Linked DNA regions of Homo sapiens: region 1 is linked to region 2. Evidence: read pairs that join two places in POLR2A ChIA-PET (ENCODE). Cell type or tissue: Panc1. All regions are shown on one strand.

Region 1 (4,000 bases), 66 kb before region 2:
ATTATCTCCTGTTTTTCATCACTATCATGAAACAGGTTTGATTAAGGCAGTAGCTCTCTTGCCTTAACTACTCTCAGTTGTAAACCTCGAACTTTTCTTCTTCATAGTATGTCTTTCCTCTTTCTTCATCTTTTGAGGTAACATTGTAAAGGCACCAGATTCTTAACTGTTCGTGAGATGGGTTTTCTAGCTGAAGAGAAACTAACGAACACAGAAAGTAAATTGAGAGCAGATATTAGATTAGTATATCCCTAAAATACCTGCTCTTCAAAAAAATCCACTTGGCTGTATTGCCTAACCAGACTCTTTCCTTTGCCAGCTATTATTTGTGTATCATTACTTGCTTTCTTTCTTTGCTATGATACGGATTATTTTTTCCAGTCTTACTCCTTTTTGTTTGAGGAGTCACAGTGGCTTGACTTTTTCATTATATTACTGTTATTACTTTAGTTTTGAGCTGTACATGCAATGTTGGTAGATTCCCATCTATCATAAGGATATACCACCTCTTCTTTTTCATTGTAATTCTGAAAGGCCCAAGCATATCCACACATAAAGAGGGTGTTGCCTAGCAAACTCTTTTGGGAAAGTAGCTATCTCTCTCTTTGTCTTTACCTTAAAAATTATTTTGTTATCTGTGAGTCCTAATTTTGGAAAGAGGCCTGTAAGATGTTAAAGCCTGCCTGTCCTGTTTTTAAAATAATGTTCATTCCTGCTTTGTGTTATAAATACTAAAATTTTGATGACAAATCATTTATGAACAATAGCTCCCTGTTTTCATTTTTCAAATCCCATCCCTATATCTCTACTTTTCCTTTATATCACTTACTCAGTAGAAGTCATTTCTTCACTTGGTACTCTGGGTAATAGCAATTAACATTCAGTCTAATTGTTGTTTAAGATTTTGTTTTCAAACTTAAAATTTAATATTGAAATACATTGCCATTAAAAAACAACTATATTGAGATATAATTCATGTATCATACAATTTACCCATTTAAAGTATACAATTAAATGGTTTTGGGTATGTATATTCGCAGAGTTGTGCAGCAATCACCACAACCTAATTTTAGAAAATTTTCATTACTCAAAAAGAAACCTTGTACCCATTAGTGGTCTCTCCATTCTGTTCCCTCTCTCTCCCTAGGCAATCACTACTTTTCTTCATGGGTTTGGCTGTTCTGGACATCGGGACATTTTGTATAAATGGAATCAAACAATATGGGTTTTTTTGGTAACTGAATGTTTTCAAGGTTCATCTATGTGGTAGCATGTATCAGTACTTAATTTCTTTTTATCGATGAATAATATTCCATTGTGTGGATATACCACATTTTATTTGTTCATCAGTTGATGGACATTTGGGTTGTTTCCATTTTGGGGCTGTGGAACAATGCTGCCATGGCCATTTGTATACTAGTTTTTGTAGAGACATATGTTTTCATTTTTGTTGAGTATGTACCTAGGAGTGGAATTTCTAGGCTGTAAGGTAACTCTATGTTTAACATTATGAGGAACTGCTAGACTGTTTTTCCAAAGTGCATGCGCCATTTTACATTCCTGTAGCAATGTATCAGGGTTCCAATTTTTCCACATCCTTGTCAACACTTGTTATCATCTTTTTTACTTTGCCATCCTTGTGGGTGTGAAGTTGCATTTCATTGTAGTTTTGATTTGCATTCCCGTAATAGCTGTTCTTTTCATGTGCTTATTGGTCATTGTTTATCCCTTTTGGATCCTTTGCCCGTTTTTAAATTGGGTTATTTGCTTTTCTTTTTTTGGTTGAGTTGTAGGAGTTCTCTATGTATTCTGAATATGTCCTGTTATCAGATATATGATTTGTAATACTATATCCTATTCTGTGATTTGTCTTTTCCATTTTTTGATATCTTTCATGTTCTTAGCTTTTGCTGCACAAAAGTTTTTAATTTAAATTAATTCCAGTTATCATTTTTTTTCTTATTTTGTTTCATGCTTTTGATGTTATATTTAGGAAACTTTTGCGTAATGCATGATCATGAAGATTTGCTCCTATATTTTTTCTAAGTGTTATATAATTTTATCTTTTACATTTAGATCTGTGATTCATTTTGAGTTAATTTTTGTTTACAATGTAAGGAGGAGTGTCCAGTTTCATTCTTTAGCATGTGGATATCCAGTTGTTCCAACACCATTTGTTGACTGCTTTTTTTATTTTTTAAAAAACCCAGATTCCTGGTTGATTTATTTTGATCTCCTTATCATGATTTATGTTCCTTATTTGTGGCAGAAATGTAACATTGAAAACCCTGTTATTGAGTTTATGTGATTTTTGCTAGCTAGCCTAACTTCCTTCATTTAGTATTCTCACCCAGGGAAGTTTGCTCTAGTTTTCAGCGAAAGTTTTTCTCTTTTTGGCTCAATTCCTGTATCATAAGAATGATTTGATTCCTATATTTGATCTTGGTAAATAACTTTAGGGACTGATTATTGTCTTCTGGAATTATTTTGTGTCATACTACTCAGTCTTATGTAACATAAAGTATATTAATGATACAGTTACCTTTTTCACTGTTAAAACAGTATGTCAACATATGGAATTTGGAAACTAGATTAAAAATTGCTTACAATTCTATAACACAGCTGCTGTTGTTTTGGTGCTTTTCCTTCTAGAACTTTGCCTTATATATTTTATTATTACAAAGCTTTACTTATGGGTGTAGGAATAATTTTCTGTCTTGCTTTTTTAAGTTGTTTGTTTATAAAGCTAGCTCTTTATAAACAAGAAACAAATTGAGGGGGATATTTTCAAAAGGCTGTTTTATTTAAGGTCATTTGATAAGTGAATATGGGGATGTGGCATCCACTTACTACTTCTGTGCCTTTGACCACATGGCTCTTATTTTTCCATCCAGCACCCTCTCCCATTAATTCATCTTTACAGAGATCAGTTAATCATAATCCTTGGTTCGTGACACTTTCTCATTATAGGTCCATGGCTCTCTTTAATAAATTAAATCAATTTATTTTTATAAGCAACTTACCACCCAAGTGGGCAATTTTTTCTCATCTAAAAAGTGATTAGAAAAATGAAGATAAAGCATCCTTCATGGTACAATGCAAGGTACCAAGCTAGGACTACTGCCTAGCAGGTAGCATGAATGATGCTTTCTCTCTCTCTCTCTCTTTTTTCTTTTCATACTCTTCCTCCAATGTAGATGGGGTGCCATGGTACCTGCTAGGCATTGGTCACTCAAGTGTGAGTCATCTTCCACCTTTACCCTTGGGTTTGCTATGTGGACTTAAGTATTTCTATTTTTTGAGTTTTGTTAGTTTAGTGGTTAGCCTATTTTTTTTGTTTCCTTTTCCTGGTCCCACATATCTAAGGGATATAATACTTATCAATAATCAATCCTGGGAGGGGTTATTTTGGGGTGGAGCAGAGAAAGGAGGAGGAGATAGGAAATAAATATATAAAAGCCCTTCAGGTGATTGTGATATACTCCGTCCTTGACAATCACTGAGGGGAAGAACATTCCCATTGCTCATGCTTATTTTTTAATAGTAGTGCCCTTTTAAAAATGACATTTTTATATTTTAATTATAAATGTAATAGAATGACTTAAGAAGAAACAACAACAAATAACTTAATTCTATTACCTTTCCACCACTTTTATATTTTTATATTTCCTCTTAACTTTTTTATATGCATGTTATTATATTAAATATTAGATGATTATTATGTGTCTTGCTTTTTCAGTTAACATGTTATATACAGGTTTATACATTATAATGATGTCACTTTAGTGGCTTTATTAATGAATTGATTCATTCATATATTCATTCAATATTGAGCAATGTCTATGTGCCAGATACTCTTCCAGGCTCTGGGGTACAGCAGGCAGCAATATAGACAAGTCCCTATCCTTATTGAGCTTATAGAGTCCGGAGTGGGCACTTACAGAATAAATGAATAAATATATAATGTAGTGCTATTTAGCGATTAATGTTACATAATGAC
Region 2 (4,000 bases):
CTTTTACTACTATTTTATAATTTTGGGCTGAATTTAACCTTTAATGGTATGGATGATAGTGCAGTAATAAAATAGCATAGATTAAATTACTGGGTGGTCAAATAATTGGTCTCTGTTTTTGTTTGCTTTTCATATGAGTTGGTACTATAAGTAACTTTTTTCTGCTAATGTTCTTGAGCCATCACTCCAAACTCAGAAATATATATCACAACTTTTTTCAGAACCATGATTAGGTTATAAATCGACTTAGCTGTCCCACATGTTGTGTGGCTGGATTTCCCTACAGACATCTATGATAATCATTTAATAGAATGCTTAATCCAGGCCAAAATAAAGTAATGAAAAATTTTGAAATACCAGGACATTTAGCATTGTCCTTTGTTCAGCTCCCTATGACTCTGCATTACAGTGTCTAGGTTTGGCATGGGACTGATGTTTATCATTATGATACAGAGTTCTTGGCTACTTTTATGTTTTACCAAATATAAATCTTTAACAGACTCCACCTGACAACCCCCGCCCCAACACAGTTAAAAACGTCCCCCTTAAAAAAAGATTTTGCCAACAAAATGTTTCTCTCCTTTGAGAGTTAACTTTGTAATTTGGAGCATATAACCATGATGTTTGAGAGCTGTCTGTTTCCATTGTTGCAGCCTGATTGTCCATGGTTTAATCATCAGTAGTTAAGAAGTAAAGCCAAAAATGGCTCCAGGCTGCTCAGTACCATAAAAAATTTCCACCTGGAAGCAATTTTTTCTAAAAGCCCGTAGGGACTGCTGTCACCCTCCCCCTTCTGTTGGCAACAAGGGCCAGAAACATCAGTTCTCTTCAGAGCCAGGTCTTGTTGCAGTTTAATCATCTTCCTTCTCCTAGCTTCCAGAGGAGGTTAGAGGAGAGCTAGGGAAATAACAAATTATTGCCAGACACTACTCTCCTCCTACAATAGATTTCCTTTAGCCATCTAAATTTCTCCTTTCTTCCTCTGTTTCTTTCTTTTTCTGTTTAACATTTTAGCTGAAGTGCAAATTATTTGCACTGCTAGAACTTGAATTAACTTTTTGGTAAAAATATTTATTATTGAACTCTAGTGCTTCTCTTTGGGGTAAGATGAAATGTTGAAACATTTTTGGGCACTGCTTTGGCTCTTTGTCACTTTATAATGCTTTCTCTGTGGGATACAGCCATTGTTCCAGGTGTAAACTCTCAAGGAACTCATGGTCTTATAGGGGAGATAGACATGTAAATAAATCATTACTGTATAGAGTGTTCACCGTAGTACCCTTTCAAAAATATGAACAAATAAACATTTCAAAGCAAAAGGACATGAACTGTGCTTTCCACCAGTAAATATCATTAGTAGTGGTGCCCATTCATTTCTAGGCCCATTATCCTAATGTAACTTCTGGATAATACTAGGCATTTGTTCAAGAACTTTGAGGCAAAACAAGATGACAGTACTCCTGGTGAAATTCACCTCAAACCACATATGGCTTCATAGGTTCAAGGCCAGTTCAAATTTATACAGTGTCAAAGTGAGAGCCAGTTGGTGAATGATTATACCATGACTGTTAAGGAGTAATTCTTATCCTATATCCTTATCATACACTCCTTATCAAGGATAGGGCTAGGTGCTTCAATAGATTTTGTTTCATTAAAAAAAATAGATTTTTAAATATATTCCTTATCGAACTAGACTATGAGCAGGCACTGTGGCTCACACTTGTAATCTCACCAGTTTGGGGGGCCAAGGTGGGAGGATCGCTTGAGCCCAGAAGTTTGAGACCAGCCTGGGCAACATAGTGAGACCCCATCTCTGCAAAAAAAAATTTTAAAAAATTAGCTGCTTGTGTTGGTGCATGCCTGTAATCCCAGCTACTTAGGAGGCGGAGGCTAGAGGGTCCCTTAAGCCCAGAAGCTAGAGGCTGTAAGTGAGCCATGATTGTGCCACTGTGCTCCAGCCTGGGCAACAGAGTGAGATACTGTCTCTAAAAAAAAAAAAAGAAAAAAAAAAGCTATTAAAAAAATGAAATACATAGAACTAGACTAATACATGCTGCAAGAGACTGTTATTGTAGATTAAATTTGGCTGGGTGTGGTGGCTCACACCCTATAACGCCAGCACTTTGGGAGGCTGAGGTGGTAGGATTGCTCGAGGCTAGGAGTTTGACAGTACCCTGGGCAATGTAGCAAGACCTCATCTCTACCAAAAAGAAAAAAAAAGAAATTGGTGTCATTTGGGAAAAGATGCCTCATATCAGCAAGTAGGAGAAAAATGGTATTGAATTTGAATCTTTAAAGAATGGACTCATGATCTTGTTTGGTATAAATTCCTCCAGAGTATGCAAGCTTAAGCTCTTCGTGGCTGCTTTGGTTTTATGAACCAAAGCAGTTTCTTGTGTTCTACCTTGTTGGTAAGAAGAGCAGCTTCTGAGCTGGGCATGGTGACTCTCACCTGTAATCCCAGTATTTTGGGAGGCCGAGGTGGGAGGATTGCTTGAGCCCAGGAGTTTGAGACCATCCCAGGCAACATAGTGAGACCTTGTCTCTACAAAAAAATGAGCTAGGCATGGTGGTGCCTGCCTGTAGTCCCAGCTACTCAGGAGGCTGAGGCAGGAGGATCGATTGAGCCTGGGACACAGAGTGAGACCCTGTCTCAAAACAAAAACAAAAACAAATCCTAAAAACTAAAAAGGTAAGGAGCTTCTGTATCAGGTTATAGTAGTTGTATTAAGGAGAGACGTTTTAGGAAAGAGTTGAGTTTTGAGCTGAACCTTGAAAGATGAGTAGGAATTTGCCAGAGAAGTGATGGTAAGGACATTGCAGGCAGAGGGAATACATGCTACACTCAAGGAACTTCAAGTAGAGTTGTAGAGTGAATGTGGGGAGTATTCAGAGATAATGCTGGACATGGAGGGCATCTTACATACTATGCTAGGGACTTTGGACTTGATCCTGAAACAAGATCCTGAAGTTGTGTGTATGTGTGTGTATTTCTGTCTTTCAATTTCCAAGTACAAGGTCTCATTTAAAAAATTACTGTCAAAGAAGTATTGAAGATGGATTGTTACGAATATAAGGGGAAAGTGATAAAAACAGTGTTCAGAAGAGAGATGATAAGGACATGAGTCAAGGCAGTAGCTGGGGAGAATAGGGAGGGGAAAGAGCATAGAAGAGCCATTATTTAATTAGAAGCGGTAGGTCTTGGTGACTAGTTATGAGGAGGTGTGAGGTGAAGTGAGGTGTCAAGGTTAATGTACATATTTCTAGTTTAGGTAACTCAGTGGCTGGTGTTATCTTCAATTGAGATGGTGAATACTAGGAGTGAAATGTGGGTTTGGGTAGAAAGTTAAATTCTTTTTTTTTTTTTTTAATTCAAGAGACATGCCCCTTGCCATATTATCTGGGCTGGGTTTGAACTCCTGGGTTCAAGAGATCCTCCCATTTCAGCCTCCTGAGTGGCTGGGACTATAGGTACATGCCACCATGCCCAGCCGAGTAGTTTTTGACATGCACGGTTTGCGATGTCTTTGAGTCAGGTTTATAGGACTTGACAGAGATATATCCTGGTATTATTGGTTTGGTAACCAGACTTGTTTAATACTAACAACTGAGGTATTGATGAGATCTCTGAGGGTATATATATATGTGAAGAGTGAGAAGAAGTGGTCAAGGAGGTATTCAGGGGTAGAGGGAAGAAGAAGAATTATTGAAGGAGACTGAGAATGGGGAGAACCAAGAAGGAGTGTAATAGAAGCCGTGGGAATAGAGATTTTAAAAAGAGGGGATAGTTCATGGTGGCACATACAAAAGTGGAGTCAAGTAAATGATGAAATTAAAAGTGAATATTTGATTTGACAATTAATAGTCTTTTATTGACTTTAGCAAGAATATGTTCATTGTGAGTGGTTATAGGTAAGAAACAGATTACACTGGTTTGAAGAGCGAGTCTAATTTGAGGAAATGGAGGCAGTAAGTATAGTGTGCTCTTTTAAGATCTTAA

What was found. ChIA-PET counts read pairs that join two places held together with the same protein. Peaks named below come from ENCODE experiments on the same cell type or tissue, not always from the same donor. Only the 100,000 strongest peaks of a DNase experiment are listed, where the experiment ranks them.
Region 1: POLR2A ChIA-PET joins it to region 2 with 5 read pairs; 3 of 35 experiments call an interaction of 5 or more read pairs at or near these places.

The regions. Positions count from the first base shown.
Region 1 is chr2:72,818,931-72,822,930 of GRCh38, reverse strand. All of the region lies in intron 1 of EXOC6B (exocyst complex component 6B), which reads left to right. Among named protein-coding and RNA genes, the nearest start is that of EXOC6B, 5.1 kb to the left of the region's middle. In Panc1, no CTCF peak of the experiment used is centred here; no DNase peak of the experiment used is centred here.
Region 2 is chr2:72,752,617-72,756,616 of GRCh38, reverse strand. All of the region lies in intron 1 of EXOC6B (exocyst complex component 6B), which reads left to right. Among named protein-coding and RNA genes, the nearest start is that of EXOC6B, 71 kb to the left of the region's middle. In Panc1, no CTCF peak of the experiment used is centred here; no DNase peak of the experiment used is centred here; H3K27ac peaks cover 2,276 bases.